Regions from separate parts of the Homo sapiens genome. Here all the other regions are linked to region 1. Evidence: chromatin contacts called from ENCODE Hi-C or POLR2A ChIA-PET data. All regions are on one chromosome and are shown on one strand. Each heading gives the region's core, a stretch centred on a gene start or an enhancer-like site at or near the end of the contact. The rest is flanking DNA. Distances are from core to core; before and after follow the strand shown.

What was found. A loop is a pair of places that touch in the nucleus more often than their neighbours do. ChIA-PET counts read pairs that join two places held with the same protein, here RNA polymerase II (POLR2A). Pooled maps may share reads with other maps.
Region 2: a pooled map shows a loop between it and region 1 (1.9-fold over the local background). The contact joins the enhancer-like site here to the promoter of LINC01504 in region 1. A Hi-C loop is called at or near these places in 2 of 168 maps with a recorded cell type or tissue (Caco-2 and PC-9) and 2 of 50 pooled maps. POLR2A ChIA-PET finds 5 or more read pairs at or near these places in 5 of 52 experiments (GM12878, PC-9, Panc1 and 2 more).
Region 3: a pooled map shows a loop between it and region 1 (2.7-fold over the local background). The contact joins the enhancer-like site here to the promoter of LINC01504 in region 1. A Hi-C loop is called at or near these places in 1 of 50 pooled maps. POLR2A ChIA-PET finds 5 or more read pairs at or near these places in 3 of 52 experiments (GM12878, PC-9 and activated CD4-positive, alpha-beta T cell).

Annotation. Positions count from the first base shown.
Region 1 is chr9:72,302,833-72,307,907 of GRCh38, forward strand. LINC01504 (long intergenic non-protein coding RNA 1504) reads left to right here and starts at 2,604. Exons shown (of 5, transcript NR_110952.1): 1 at 2,604-2,793.
Region 2 is chr9:72,555,689-72,560,763 of GRCh38, forward strand. All of the region lies in intron 1 of TMC1 (transmembrane channel like 1), which reads left to right. LOC101927191 (a long non-coding RNA gene) reads right to left here. Exons shown (of 5, transcript XR_242619.5): 5 at 1,934-2,137. Among named protein-coding and RNA genes, the nearest start is that of TMC1, 37 kb to the left of the region's middle. RefSeq lists an enhancer at 1,634-2,833. Within about 2 kb of position 1,948, at least 10 of the 41 ENCODE cell types and tissues checked have a DNase peak (open chromatin) inside an H3K27ac peak, as active enhancers do; they include PC-9 and Panc1, where a contact is called at or near this core.
Region 3 is chr9:72,152,265-72,157,339 of GRCh38, forward strand. The region is part of intron 1 of GDA (guanine deaminase); the gene reads left to right. Among named protein-coding and RNA genes, the nearest start is that of GDA, 5.4 kb to the left of the region's middle. Within about 2 kb of position 2,272, at least 4 of the 41 ENCODE cell types and tissues checked have a DNase peak (open chromatin) inside an H3K27ac peak, as active enhancers do; they include PC-9, where a contact is called at or near this core.

The DNA of each region.
Region 1 (5,075 bases), core at 1,354-3,853:
GGTTGTGGTGGAGGGCGCCTATAATCCCAGCTACTTGGGAGGCCGAGGCAGAAGAATCACTTGAACCAGGGAGGCAGAGGTTGCAGTGAGCCGAGATCACACCACTGCACTCCAGCCTGGGCAGCAAGAGTGAGACTCCGTCTCAAAATAAATGAATAAATGAAGGACAGCACCTCACAAATGTTTTCTTTGTGTAGGAGAAGCAAGGGAAAATAATATAGAACTATAGAACAGACAGCTGTGAACAGGCCCTCTGCTAATTTGATTTATAATCACCTAAAATACAAGAAACATCAGATGCTCTTAACTGGAAATTTTCTCTTCATTAGAGAAATATGCATTGCCATATTTTTATCTAAGAACCAGTATGGAGTTTGTAGGGAGTTTGGGGACGGCTCTGTGCAAAGTTAATCATAGCCTGCTCAGTTGATTATAGTATGCATTCTGTTTGCTTGTCTCGTTAATAGAGGGAGGCTTCAACTGCGTGACATGAAAAGGCTGGACGTGCCAGAGAATTACGTATTGTGTTATTTGTTAAACTTTAGAACCACAACCAATGCTTAATGCTGAAAACCTCTAATCAGCATTGGATTGTTCAGACTTAAAGCTATGTTTGTAATAGTAACAGTTAGTAGGATGGATTGCAAATTAAATAGAAACATACATTGTAATTGAAAGCTCTTTAAAAATTCCCCAGATGGAGTTAAAAGGTAATCACTTGATGAGTTCATTGGGAAAAAATGGAAAAATATTTATTAAAATTATTCAATTACTAGAACCCTCTCTGTCCCTAAAGACTAATGGGGGATATCAACACAAAGTAACTCATTCAAAGGTATTATAGGCCAGGTATGTGGCTCACGCCTGTAACCACAGCACTTTGGGAAGCCGAGGCGGGTGGATCACCTGAGGTCAGGAGTTCCAGACCAGCCTGACCAACATGTTGAAACCCCATCTCTACTAAAAATACAAAAATTAGCCGAGCGTGGTGTCGGGCACCTGTAATCCCAGCTACTTGGGAGGCTCAGATAGGAGAATTGCTTGAACCGGGAGGTGGAGGTTACATCTAGTGCCATTAGAATTTAATAAATGTTAACTGATGGAAAAACTTCCAAGGTAGGGTGTGGTGATGGGAGTAGAGAAAGCACATGTTTTTCCTATTAAATGGTAAATGTCCAATTTGGGGTTAACTGGTAACTTCAGAGAACTGTGAGTCAGTTGCGTTCACGGAGGCCTAGCATTTTGCACAGGCAACTGCATTAAGCAAAGCAAAGTGCATGCATTTTGTTTTCCTTTGGGTATGTCTGGGCTTTGGGAAGCAGATTTCTTGCATATCAGTAAAGTGAAAGAGTTTGTTAATTTTGAAGTTCCTTATTTCAAGTCATTTTTGAAAAATATTTTACTATTATCTGTTTTTCACTCCCTGTGTAGATTTTTATTTGTTTGCCTTTTTGGTTCCTGTTTAACCAACCCAAAGTTAGAATTGGCTGAGAAAACTCTTACTAGCAAGTAATGTTATTGTCAAATAAATAGACTTAGGGATAATGTCAGCCCTAGTTAGTTGGGGTCACCCTGCCTCTTAAGATCTAGAGGACATAGGCTCAATCCCCCATACCAAGACTTGCGGAAGTCCAACTCAGTCTTCAACAATTCCATGCATTGCCAGAGGGCTTACATTCTCATGATCAGTTCTGGCTTCAAACTCCTATTTTGCTGAATTTGTTGAGTTTAGAGATAATCTTTTCATTGCCTCTTGTGTTCCTTATTCTGTATCACCTCAATACAATGTAGATCCTGGCCAGCCAGCCAGCCTGCCTTCCTCTCCTCCTCATCCTTCTTCTTCTCCCCCATCCTCTCTCTTCTCTTGTCTCTCTCTCTCTCTCACTCTCTCTCTCTCTCTCACATACCCACACCCACACCCACACACACACACACTCACACAGGCATTTTTATATGTAGTCAACTTTGCTGGAGTTTGGGAAAGGTAAAAGTAGTTTGCATAAAATGTAAAAAACATGAATACAATATTCATCATCCTTGTCCTTGTTCTTAAAAAGCAAATCTTTCATTCCTTTTCTGCCACAATTCGGGCTCCAGCCTCCCTCTCTTCCTTTTCCCCTCCTTTCTATGCCCACTCTCTTTTAAGAGAAGAAAAAATTCCTCTCATTCTCTTACAGGGGACAACTTAGCCCTCCCAGAAACTTACTGGGTCATTTTGACTGCAAGTGACAGAAAACAAAGTTCAAGCTGCTTGACACAAGAGGATCTACTGAGCCTTATAACTTAAAAGTCCAAGGGTGGATCTTGTTTCGGGCGTGGGTAGATAAGGGAGCTCGGCCGTGTCAGCAGATCTGATTTCTGTCTCAGTGTGTTGGCTCCACCCTTCCTGATTCTGGCTCCCTGTCTCAGCAAAACTCTCCTTGCTTTACATTGGGCCTACCCCTAGGCCTGTCAGTGTGGGCTGGGAATGCAGCACGCTCATTGGCTTAGGCCTCATTCCCATCATCCAACCCTGGCTCCAGGAGGATGGGATTAGTGTGACTCAAACACGTGGAAAGGAGTGGTTCTTCTGAGGAAAACCAGCTGAAGTATTACAGAAAGAGGAAATGCTGCAGAGACCCAGCCGGAAACAGTGCTGGCCAGCTCACGCCTGACCCACCCTTATTCTAAGCATAGGGTCTGCCTCTGAAGAGCTAAAGACTTCCTGAAATTTAAAAATTAGTGCTTTTATTTGCTTGTCCTGCTAAGACCGTAGGCAAAGGCCATCCTCCTCCCATTGACAGTTTAGAGTGGGTAAGTTCGTTTTTATAGATATTCTAAAATGCCCTGCAGGTACCAGAAACGTTTTATATCTTGATGGTAGGGGTTACACGGGGTATACATACGTTAAACTTTATCAAGCTGTACAGTTAAGGTTTGTGTACTTTACTGTATATGTAGTTTAGTGTACAAGCTGTACCTCAGTTAATTTTATTTTGTAATTTCCTGCAAGATTAGCAGCAAAAGCGCATGTGATGTCGAGTGCAACACTCAAGCCCATGATCTTTGGTTTGCCTTTATACTAAGCCTTATTCAGCCAGAAGCCAAGAAATAGCCCAGCTGAGGTCACCAGGGTAGAAAACCCATATGGGTTTGGGATTAAGTCCTATTTTGTATTAATATGGGTATATTTGCCTGAAGTGTCTTCTGGAACCTATATTTAATTTGTGTCCCTCAGAAACTGAGTATGTTGACACAGGAAACATTTAGAGACTGGGGATAGCCTGAGAGTCAATGTCTATAACTAAGGCTTCTAAACATTCCCCTAAATTATTCAGGTGAACATTACAGTAGTCCCCTCTTATCTGGGGGGATACCTTCCAAGCCCCCCATTAGATGCCTGAAATCAGATTTTACCAAACCCTGTACATACTATGTTTTTCCTATACATACATAACAATTATAAAGTTTAATTTATAAATTAGGCACAGTAAGAGATTAACAACAATAATAATAAAATTAAAAAATTACAACAATATACTGTAATAAAAGTTATGTAAGGCTGGCAAGGTGGCTTATGGCTGTGAACTTTGGGAGGCAGAGGCGGGAGGATCCCTTGAGCCCAGGATCCTGGGCAATTTGGCAAAACCCCATCTCTACAAAAAATAAAACACTTAGCCAGGCATAGTGGCGCATGCCTGTGGTCCTAGTACTCAGAAGCTGAGGCAGACGGATTGCTTAAACCCAGGGGGTTGAGGCTGCAGTGAGCTATGTTTGTGCCATTGCACTCCACTGTGGACAACAGAGCAAGACCCTGTCTCAAAAAAAAAATTATATAAATGTCTCTCTCTTTCTTTCAAAATACCTTATTGTACTGTACTCACATATTTTCAGACCACAGTTGACCTCAGTTAACGGGGAACTATTGTATTCAAGGCAGAAAGATAGTTTGCCTTCTACCATAAAATGGTGCTATTCAAAGTCATCATTCCTCAGTGAAACATCACATTTGACAGTCCTTTAGAGCAGATTGTAATGGATTTAGAATTGGAAGATCCACCTTTAAGTCCTGGCCTTGTCCTTTACTGGCTGTGTGGCTTTGGGCAAGTCACTTAATTGTGGCTGAGCTTCAGTTCCACATCTATAAAATGATGATATGGGAGGTTCCTGTCTTTCAGGGCTGATCTGCAATACAGAGATGACACATGCAAAGATCTTTTGTGAAATGGTAAAGTCTCATTATTATCCTGATCCCCCCTGCCCATTGCCTTTGAGAGCATTAATCACGTTTTTTTTAGTGCCTCTTTTGCATTTATCTTCTCAGGCAATCTCTTGAATGAATTTTTCACTCCACAATTACCTCTAAGGTTAAGTGATTCCCAGGAGATTGTCCAGCAGCATCTTGCAGGTTGCCAATACATCAGAAGAGCTTGCGTGAATTTCATCTTTCATCATTTTTTAGATGCTATCTTCATGTAACTTAATCTTGTCTCTCTGAATCTTTTGCAGTTCAATCTCCTAATTCACCCTGCTTACAATATTCCCCTTTGGAATCTCATTATCAGCTGTTGCCAACTAAGCAAAGGCAGAGTTTCTTGATGTCTCTTCATCTGTTTCCATGTTTGTATTATTCTTTGATTATACAAGTAAAATAGATAAGGAATAATTGTTGATGTTACAGAGAAATGGCAATTTTCTTTTTGAAAGGTGAGATTATTCTTACATACAGAAAAGCTTACCATTCTTCATGAAGTTACTGGAGAAAATGATAAAAGGGGAAATTTAATGGGAATTGTTCAAATATTTGAGAAATTAACTTTCACCTGGTAGACGCTCTCTACATAAACCTAAAAATAATTTTAGGTTTGGTTAAACCAAGTAGTTGGGATTACAGGCATGTGCCATGATGCCTGACTAATTTTTGTATTTTTAGTAGAGACGGGGTTTCCCCATGTTGGCCAGGCTGGTCTCAAGTGATCCATCTGCCTTGGCCTCCCAAAGTGCAGGAATTACAATTAATGGGAATTGTTCAAATATTTGAGAAATTAACTTTAACCTGGTAGATGCTCTCTACATAAACCTAACCTAAAATTATT
Region 2 (5,075 bases), core at 698-3,197, 250 kb after region 1:
TGGCTCACTGCAACCTCTGCCTCCCAGATTCAAGCAATTCTCCTGCCTCAGCCTCCCGAGTAGCTGGGATTACAGGCATGTGCTGCCACGCCTGGCTAATTTTTTTGTATTTTTAGTAGAGATGGGGTTTCACCATATTCCCCAGGCTGGTCTCAAACTCCTGACCTTGTGATCCACCCACCTTGACCACCCAAAGTGCTGGGATTAGAGGCATGAGCCACTGCACCTGGCCTGGACTTAACTCTTAAATGATGTTACCCAGGAAAACCAATCTATGACTAAGGCAAAAAAAAAAAAAAAAAAAAAAAAAAAAAAAGTTGCACAGAGAAGAGTGGAAATATCAGTAAATCAGAAGCTAGGCAGGCCTAATCCCTAATCCACTTGGTGACCTTCTGCAAAACACCTTTCTGTTAGCCTTTTCACCCGTGAATTTTTTTTTTTTTTTGAGACGGAGTTTCGCTTTGGTTAGCCAGACTGGAGTACAATGGTGCGATCTCAGCTCACTGCAACCTTCGCCTTCTGGGTTCAAGGGATTCTCCTGCCTCAGCCTCCTGAGTAGCTGGGATTACAGGAACCTGCCATCACACCCAGATAATTTTTGTATTTTTAGTAGAGATGGGGTTTCACCGTGTTGGCCAGGCTGGTCTTGAACTCCTGACCTCAGGTGATCCACCTTCCTCGGCTGCCCAAAGTGCTGGGATTACAGGCGTGAGTCACTGTGCCTGGCTTACTTGTGAAATTAAAGCTTCAACTTTTACTCCTTAGGAACGTCTCACAAATTTCCACACATAAATCTAAAGTAGACACTCCTGCTTGCCAAAAGCATACTCTCTAAAACATTGGTTCTCAGACGGACATAGTGGCTCATGCCTGTAATCCCAGCACTTTGGGAGGCCGAGACGGGTGGATCACTTGAGATCAGGAGTTTGAAACCAGCATGGCCAACATCGTGAAACCCCATTTCTACTGAAAATACAAAAAAAATTAGCCAGGTATGGTGGTGCGTGCCTGTAATCCCAGCTACTCGGGAGGCCGAAGCAGGAGAATCACTTGAACCTGGGAGGCGGAGGTTGCAGTGAGCCAGATCCCGCCACTGCACTCTAGCCTGGGAGATAGAGCGAGACTCTGTCTTGGAAACAAACAAACAAACAAACAAACAAAAAAATTGGTTCTTGAGCAGGGCAATTTCACCTCCAAGGGGACATTTGACAATGGCTGGGGACATTTTTGGTTGTCACATCTGGGGTTGGGGAGTGAAGTGCTATTGGCATCTAATACGTAGAGGCCAGGGATGCTGCTGAACATCCTGCAGTGCACAGGACAGCCCCTGACAGCATTAAACAGTCCAAAATGTCAATTGTTTTTTGAGGTTGAGAAACGCTGGTCTAAAAGAAATGACAGGACAGGTGGCTTGGCTCATGCCTATCATCCCAGCACTTTGGGAGGCTGAGGCGAGTGGATCACCTGAGGCCAGTAGCTTGAGACCAGCCTGGCCAACATGGTGAAACCTCTTCTCTACTAAAAATACAAACAATAGCCGGGCGTGGTGGCCCACACCTGTAATCCCAGCTATTCAGAAGGCCAAGGCAGGAGAATCGCTTGAACCCGGGGGGCAAAGATTGCAGTGAGCTAAGATCATGCCACTGCACTCCAGCCTGGGTGACAGAGTGAGACTCTCAAAAAAACAAACAAACAAAAAAACAGAAATGACTCAAATGTTTACAGTGATTACTTCTGGATGGGATTATGATAATTGTTTCTCTACTGTTCTAAAAAACTTTCTGTTCTTTCCAAATGTTTAATATTGAGCACTTATTTTACAATCATTAAACAAAGAAATGACAACAACTGTTAAAAAAAAATTCTTAAGAACTGAAAGGCAAACACCACCACCACTAAAGCCATGTCCCCCAGATCTAGGTTGTGAGTCACATGATACCGACTTCAGAGGCAGCATGTCTCAAGGCCTCTCCAATGTGTGTCAGGGACAGCAGTGGGAGTAGGGCCCTCTGAGTCAGCCTCTTTGACCTGGGATGCTGCAGGAGATCTTAGCAAACATTCAAGATTTTCACTGAGTCATTTGCCTGTGGCATTGATCTGCTCACTCAAGTCTTCCGGTGTTTTGGTGTGAGGGAGGCTAAAGAGGAAAAACAGCTGTTTAGTTTCTCATTGATTTGTATTGTCATTGAGCAATACCTGGAGCCCAAGTGGATGTCTTTTATTCTGTGGCCTCCACAGCTGGGTCAGTGTGGAAGGCTTCAGACCATGAGAAATTGTTCCTGGGAGTCAATTATTTTAATAAGTGAGATATCAGAGTATATTCACAGAAAGAGGCTTCCCTGGCACTGTAAGGGCAGCCAGGAATAAAATAAAAATGCTTCTTCAGTGAAGATAATTGTCCAAATTGAAGACATAGGAAATATTTCTAATTTGCCTGTGTATTTGGTGAACATTTCTCTCTCTCTCTCTCTTTCTCTCTTTCTCTCTCTCTCTCTCTTTCTGTCTCCATAAATGAAGACATGGGAAAATCTATTAAAAATTAAATTAAAATGCAACACTTTTACATAAACAAAATTCCCAATCACTCTCCTTACTTTACCTCAGCCCAACCAAATGTGAGTTAAATCTCTTCCCTTTCCCATGGGACACTAGCATCTTGGTGGCCCAGCTCAGTAGCTAAGCATAGAGTAATGAGTTTGTTAAATAATTTCAATTACATTGTTTTTGAGATTCCAGGGTCACAGGGAAATTCTGACCTGAATTATCTGGATGAACTCTCACAATTGTGCACTGCCTTGTTCAAATTTGGGAAGTGCTGAGAAGCACTCATCCAAGGGGTAGATCTGGACTTCAGCTCATGCAGCATAATAGAATTTCAGGCTCAGTGATTTCTAATCTGTTACCACTTGCCATTTTCTACTTGAAGAGGGCAGACACCTTCACTGATCTCTGTTTCTATTTCATCTTTTGAAAAATCGGGATGATAATGGTTATCTGGTTTACATGCTTTTACATGCTTGTCAGGAGTTATTTTAAAGCACTTTACAAATATAAAAATGTACAATAAAATTGCAGAGTCGGATGCAGCAACCCCTGTATCCTTTGAGGAATCTATCACAATTCATACCCCTCCCAAGCCAACTTTTCTGGTACTACTCTGGAAAATTGTGCTTATACAGTTAAAATTTTTATTTTCAAAAAGTTGTGTAATTCCCTTTTTCAACCATTTTTTTTTGTTATAAGAAATGCAATTAAAAACATACTTTTCTTTCCAAATAGAAGAGCCTATTCTGCCTTATAAGAATTGTTTGAAAGATTGAAGGACAAATGAAGTCATACAACTTCTCTGATACCATATTGAACTCAAATGAACACATTTTGAGGTAAGAAATGAGCCTGGAAGATTTTTCTTTTTTTTTTTTTTGAGATGGAGTCTTGCTTCGTCGCCCAGGCTGGAGTGCAATGGCGCAATCTTGGCTCACTGCAACCTCCGCCTCCTGGGTTCAAGTGATTCTCCTGCCTCAGCCTCCTGAGTAGCTGGGATTACAGGAGTGCTCCACCAGGCCTCACTAATTTTTTGTATTTTTAGTACAGATGGGTTTTCACCATGTTGGCCAGGTTGGTCTCAGACTCCTGACCTCATGATCCACCCGCCTTGGCTTCCCAAAGTGCTGGGATTACAGGCGTGAGCCACTGTGCCTGGCAAGAGATAGAATTTTTCACAAAAATAACTCATACCAGAAACTTTGTAGGCCCCCACCGATGCCCATAATCTTTAGGAAACAAACTCTAGTGTCACCTATTTCCTGATACCTTCTGTAACGACCAGGTCATATTCTGAGTTCCTACAGCACTCAGTGTTTCTCATCGGAGCTGTAGCAATGGAGTAATAAATGGCACTGCTCAGGAAGAGAGAATTCAGAAAGAAAAGAGCAGGGCCTAGAAAAGGAACAAACTTATCGGATGTGTAGAGAAAGAATCTGCAAAGCAAGTAATAAAATCCAGAAAAACGTGGTATCATGGTGGTCACAAAAAAAAGAGTGGTTAAATTTTCGAAAATGGAGACAAACCACTCACCATGATCGTGCCATCTGAATAGAAACACAGAAATGATGACAAAAAAATGGCTAAAGAAAGAAGGTCAACAACCATGTCCAATGCTTTGGATATTAAGAAGTGTTCAGATGGATTTAGCAAGTAGAAAGTCACTGACACTTGGTGCACAACCAGACCTCAATGTATTTAGGAGGAAACTGTTATTTTGGAACAATTGAAAGCTTTCATTTGGCTGAGAAATATCAACTCATTCTTAAATAGGTATGTTAGAAGGAGCCTCTGGGCCTGATATCTCCTTGATTACAAGGAAAATGAATAATAGTTGCGTCTGATAACCATGACATATCACCCCTATGTTTGCTTGTAGCTTTCAGCAGCTCAGAACATTGTTGAAAACACTCATTATCCCAATATCCCCAACAGGGAAGTGTTAAAACCTGCCTTGTGCAACTGTCAATCTCTGATGATTAGATAAAAACAATTATGTCATGAGTTGTAGCTATTGTTATTTACTTCCCAAGAGCCAGATTACACAGGTATCTGATTGCTGAAGCAATGTCTGGATGTACCACGAAATTCCACATGCATGTACAGTATAAACACCTCTGGCTATCACCTTATCTAATTTTGATCAGATACAGGTTAATCCCCTCCTGTATCTTTATATGTCCTGAATTTGCCTCATCCACCTGAACTTTGCCATAATTTACTCTCAATTTGTATGTGTCTGTGATGGAGTTGTTGTCATTTTCCTTTTCTTTTTCTTTTTTTTGAGGCCAAGTCTCTTTCTGTCACCCAGACTGGAGTGCAATGACGCGATCTCAGCTCACTGCAACCTCTGCCTCCCGGGTTCAAGTAATTCCCCTGCCTCAGCCTCCTAAATAGCTGGGACTACAGGTGCATGCCACCATGCCTGGCTAACTTTTTGTATTTTTAGTAGAGACGGGGTTTTACCGTGTTAGCCAGGATGGTCTCTTGATCCGCCCGCCTCCGCCTCCCAAAGTGCTGGGATTACAGGC
Region 3 (5,075 bases), core at 1,022-3,521, 150 kb before region 1:
TTTTAAACTTTATTCCTTATTTTGTATAACTTCGTTTAGGCCCAGAGAATGCCAATGACTAACTGCTCTTAATACATTAAATTAAAGCTCATTCAAAAGCAGGTTAATTAAAAGAAATTATCTAGCCAACTTTTTGGTATAAAGCAAAATACAGAGTTATACTTTCTGCTCAAGTAGCATGTAGCTTTTAAGAATATAGACTCTAATGATTGCCATTCTAACTGGTGTGAGCTGATATCTCATTGTGGTTTTGATTTGCATTTCTCTGATGGCCAGTGATGATGAGCATTTTTTCATGTGTCTTTTGGCTACATAAATGTCTTCTTTTGAGAAGTGTCTGTTCATATCCTTTGCCCACTTTTTGATGGGGTTGTTTGTTTTTTTCTTGTAAATTTGTTTGAGTTCATTGTGGATTCTTGATATTAGCCCTTTGTCAGATGAGTAGGTTGTGAAAATTTTCTCCCATTTTGTAGGTTGCCTGTTCACTCTGATGGTAGTTTCTTTTGCTGTGCAGAAGCTCTTTAGTTTAATTAGATCCCATTTGTCAATTTTGGCTTTTGTTGCCATGGCTTTTGGTGTTTTAGACATGAAGTCCTTGCCCATGCCTATGTCCTGAATGGTAATGCCTAGGTTTTCTTCTAGGGTTTTTATGGTTTTAGGTCTAACGTTTAAGTCTTTAATCCATCTTGAATTAATTTTTGCATAAGGTGTAAGGAAGGGATCCAGTTTCAGCTTTCTACATATGGCTAGCCAGTTTTCCTAGCACCATTTATTAAATAGGGAATCCTTTCCCCATTGCTTGTTTTTCTCAGGTTTGTCAAAGATCAGATAGTTGTAGATAGGCGGCATTATTTCTGAGGGCTCTGTTCTGTTCCATTGATGTATATCTCTGTTTTGGTACCAGTACCATGCTGTTTTGGTTACTGTAGCCTTGTAGTATAGTTTGAAGTCAGGTAGCGTGATGCCTCCAGCTTTGTTCTTTTGGCTTAGGATTGACTTGGTGATGCGGGCTCTTTTTTGGTTCCATATGAACTTTAAAGTAGTTTTTTCCAATTCTGTGAAGAAAGTCATTGGTAGCTTGATGGGGAGAAATAGGAATACTTTTACACTGTTGGTGGGACTGTAAACTAGTTCAACCATTGTGGAAGTCAGTGTGGCGATTCCTCAGGGATCTAGAACTAGAAATACCATTTGACCCAGCCATCCCATTACTGGGTATATACCCAAAGGACTATAAATCATGCTGCTATAAAGACACATGCACACGTATGTTTATTGTGGCACTATTCACAATAGCAAAGACTTGGAACCAACCCAAATGTCCATCAATGATAGACTGGATTAAGAAAATGTGGCACATATACACCATGGAATACTATGCAGCCATAAAAAATGATGAGTTCATGTCCTTTGTAGGGACATGGATGAAATTGGAAACTGTCGCAAGGACAAAAAACCAAACACTGCATGTTCTCACTCATAGATGGAAATTGAACAATGAGAACACATGGACACAGGAAGGGGAACATCATACTCTGGGGACTGTTGTGGGGTGGGGGGAGGGGGGAGGGATAGCATTAGGAGATATACCTAATGCTAAATGACGAGTTAATGGGTGCAGCACACCAGCATGGCACATGTATACATATGTAACTAACCTGCACATTGTGCACATGTACCCTAAAACTTAAAGTATAATAAAAAAAAAATATAGACTCTAACATGTTTAATTCATTTGCAAATATTTAATCTTGAGGTAATGCATGCTCAAATATTACTAAGTTGCCTGATTCTTCCCACATACATCAGGGTCAGGTTGACAGTAAAGATGCATAAACATGCCTTGGGCCTTTTAATGCACACTTACCCAGAAACAAGAGTGAGGAAGAGATTCATTTTGAGGTTGTGTCCTGGGGTGGCAGGAGCAAGTCCAATGGAGGAATAGAGACTTGGGTTCAGGTCAGAGTCTCTACCACTTACCTGTGCTGAGACCACAGGTGAGACCTAACCTGCCTGAGCCTCCGTTTCCTCATTTGTAGAGTCAGATTTCCTTTTGCTATTTATTAAATGAGATAATGTATGAAAATGCCTGGCACTTAGTGGATACTTAACATGTACCATGTTCATTCTATTCCCTTTGCCTCCTAGCAAATCCTTAACCTCTTGCTCACTGTGATATTTTGCATGTTTTCACATGGTGACATGCCAAGTGGTAGAGAAGGAAGCCACGGCCTGTGATGAACTGTATGGGGTGGTCACAGAACCTTAGCTTTTTATTCTCACTGCTTATGTCATTGATCCCCTGGGACCCAAAGATGCACCCTGGAAGAAAGATCAAGAAGCATTTGGTGCTAGATTCACTAGCAAGCTATCTTTAGTATCTCTTTTAGACTTGACAATGTCATTATTTCCACTAACAGATGAGGAAGTTGAGACTTGAGAAGTCATGCATTCAGATACGGTGGTGGTGTAGCTGGATTTTGAATTAGTATGGGGCAAAGGCCATGTTCTCTTTACTGTCGCTGACTGCTTCTCTAGGGCACAGTCCTGGACCTCAAAGAATCTGCACTTTGGCACGGGAGCTAAGACTTGTAGCTGTAATAAAAGTGACTCATTCCTGAGCCAAACACTGGGGTTTTCACCGGAGATAAATTGATGAACAAAGTATGCAAATACTGCCCTGCCCTCTTGAAACTGATGATCTAGTAATAAATTAACAGAATCTGCCATGACCTATCAGAACTTGAACTAGTTAGGGGAAGGCTTTCCCTAGCGTGAAGTGACATCAAACTTGCGATGTGAACAATGAGAAGTTAAGTAGGTATATTAGTCAATTTTCACATTGGTGACAAAAACAACCTGAGACTGGGAAGAAAAAGAGGTTTAATTGGACTTACAGTTCCACATGACTGGGGAGCCTCAGAATCATGGCAGGAGGTGAAAGACACTTCTTACATGGCGGCAGCAAGAGAGAATGAGGAAGATGAAAAAGCGGAAACTCCTGATAAACCCATCAGATCTCGTGAGACTTATTCACTACCATGAGAACAGTATGGGGGAAACTGCCCCCATGATTCAAGTTATCGCCCACTGGGTTCCTCCCACAACATGTGGGAATTAGGGGAGTACAATTCAAGATGAGATTTGGATGGAGGCACATCCAAACCATACCAATAGGTAAGGTGGACAGCATTGGAAGTAAAGAAGAGCCTTCTAGGTTGAGAGAACTGCCTGTGACTGCCTGTGCAAAGGTCCTGGGGTAGGAAGGAATGAAACAGTCAAGGTAGTCAGAGTCCAAAGGTTGAGGAGAAGGCTAACACAGGATAAGGCAGGACAGGTAGGCAGGGCTATGTTATGGAGGGCATCGGGGATGGTGGGATTGTGTCATGATTATATTTTGTGGTTATAAAGGTCTAACTTCAGGATAAATGCATTGAAGAGAAGTTGAGTGCAGGCAAGGAGGTCAGATAGGAGCCTGTTGCAGTATTTAGGTAAAATGGAATGTGGTTTAGATGAGAGAGGCAGTGTAGTTATCAACTGAGATATGAACTCCTAAGAGTACCTCTATCACTTATTACCTATGTGAATTTGATCAAGTTCCTTACCATTTGTATCTCCAAATTTCTTTATGCATAAAATAATTACTATGGTCTACCTAATAGGGTTGTTGAAAGGATAAAATGGATTAGTAAGTGTAAAATATATAGAATAATGCCTGGCATGTAGTACATGTCCATTAGACTTCAGCGGTTATTGTCAGTAATGCAGATGGAGAGGTGGATAGAATCAGTAGCTATTTAGATCAAGTTGACTGGATTTGATGATAGCTTACATATGTAAGGTTGGAAGGTAAGTGCATCAAGAGTGATCGCAAAATGTATGTAAATGTGTGTAAATAGTACAGTGGGGCACAAGTTGACCAGTGATAGGAAAAGCTTCTTGAAGGAAGTAGTAGCTGAATTGGACCTTTTAGGACTGGAACATGCAAAAGAGGATTATATAGCCCTGGTGAAAAGAGTGACCCAATGTTCTTCAGTTCTGAAGACTGCTGGGAGGAGGAAGAGTTCTTTCTCACCTGAGGCTACTTTACCAGAAGTTCTCTCAGTCTAAATCACAAATCCTAGTGATTGTGTATCATCCTTTCCTCCACTTCCTGCCAAGCTCAGCAACTCAAAATATGCTGTTGGTCCTGAGAAAGGAAACTGGGCTAATCCCTTCCTTCTGAGGCTGCTGAATAGGAGCTTGGCTTTCATCAGAAAGATGCTTTCACTCCCAATTATTACAAGATCATCTTGCAAATTCCCATTTTCTAGAAGGCTGATTGCTTGTTCAGAATGCTCATGGCAAACACTGTTGGTTACCCACTCAGCAGTCATGACCTCTTTTTCCTTATTAACACCTGAATTTGATCAGTCCATGGTAGACTCAGCCTGTGGATACATCATGGTGTAAGCCAGTCATGGTAATCCTATCTCCATTTATCAGATACTTATTCTTCCAGCTTCCTGGTAGCTGAGGGTGACTAGTGATAATATTCTGACATACAGGAAGTTTGCTCAGAAGCTTCTAGGATGTGGGAAGAGAAGCCCTGCCTTTTTTGGATACTCTCATATGAAGAAAAGATACTTGGAACTGCTGCTGCCACCATGTGAGACTGTGAGGAAAAGGTTAAGGGGATTTCAGAGACACCATCCCATTTTCTAACATCACTGAGCAGTTGAACTACCCCTACCTGGAACTGTCTACTATCAGACTTCTAGACTTCCTTTTTTTTTTTTTTTTTTTTTTTTTTGAGATGGAGTTTCACTCTTGTTGCCTAGGCTGGGGTGCAGTGGCGCGATCTTAGCTCACTGCAACATCCGCCTCCTGGGTTCAAGCGATTCTCCTGCCTCAGCCTCCCGAGGAGGTGGGATTACGGGCACTCACCACCATGGCCAGCTAATTTTTTGTATTTTTAGTAGAGATGGGGTTTCGCCATGTTGGGCAGGCTGGTCTTGAACTCCTGACCTCAGGTGATCCACCCACCTTGGCCTCCCAAAGTGTTGGGATTACAGGCGTGAGCCACGGTAGCCAGC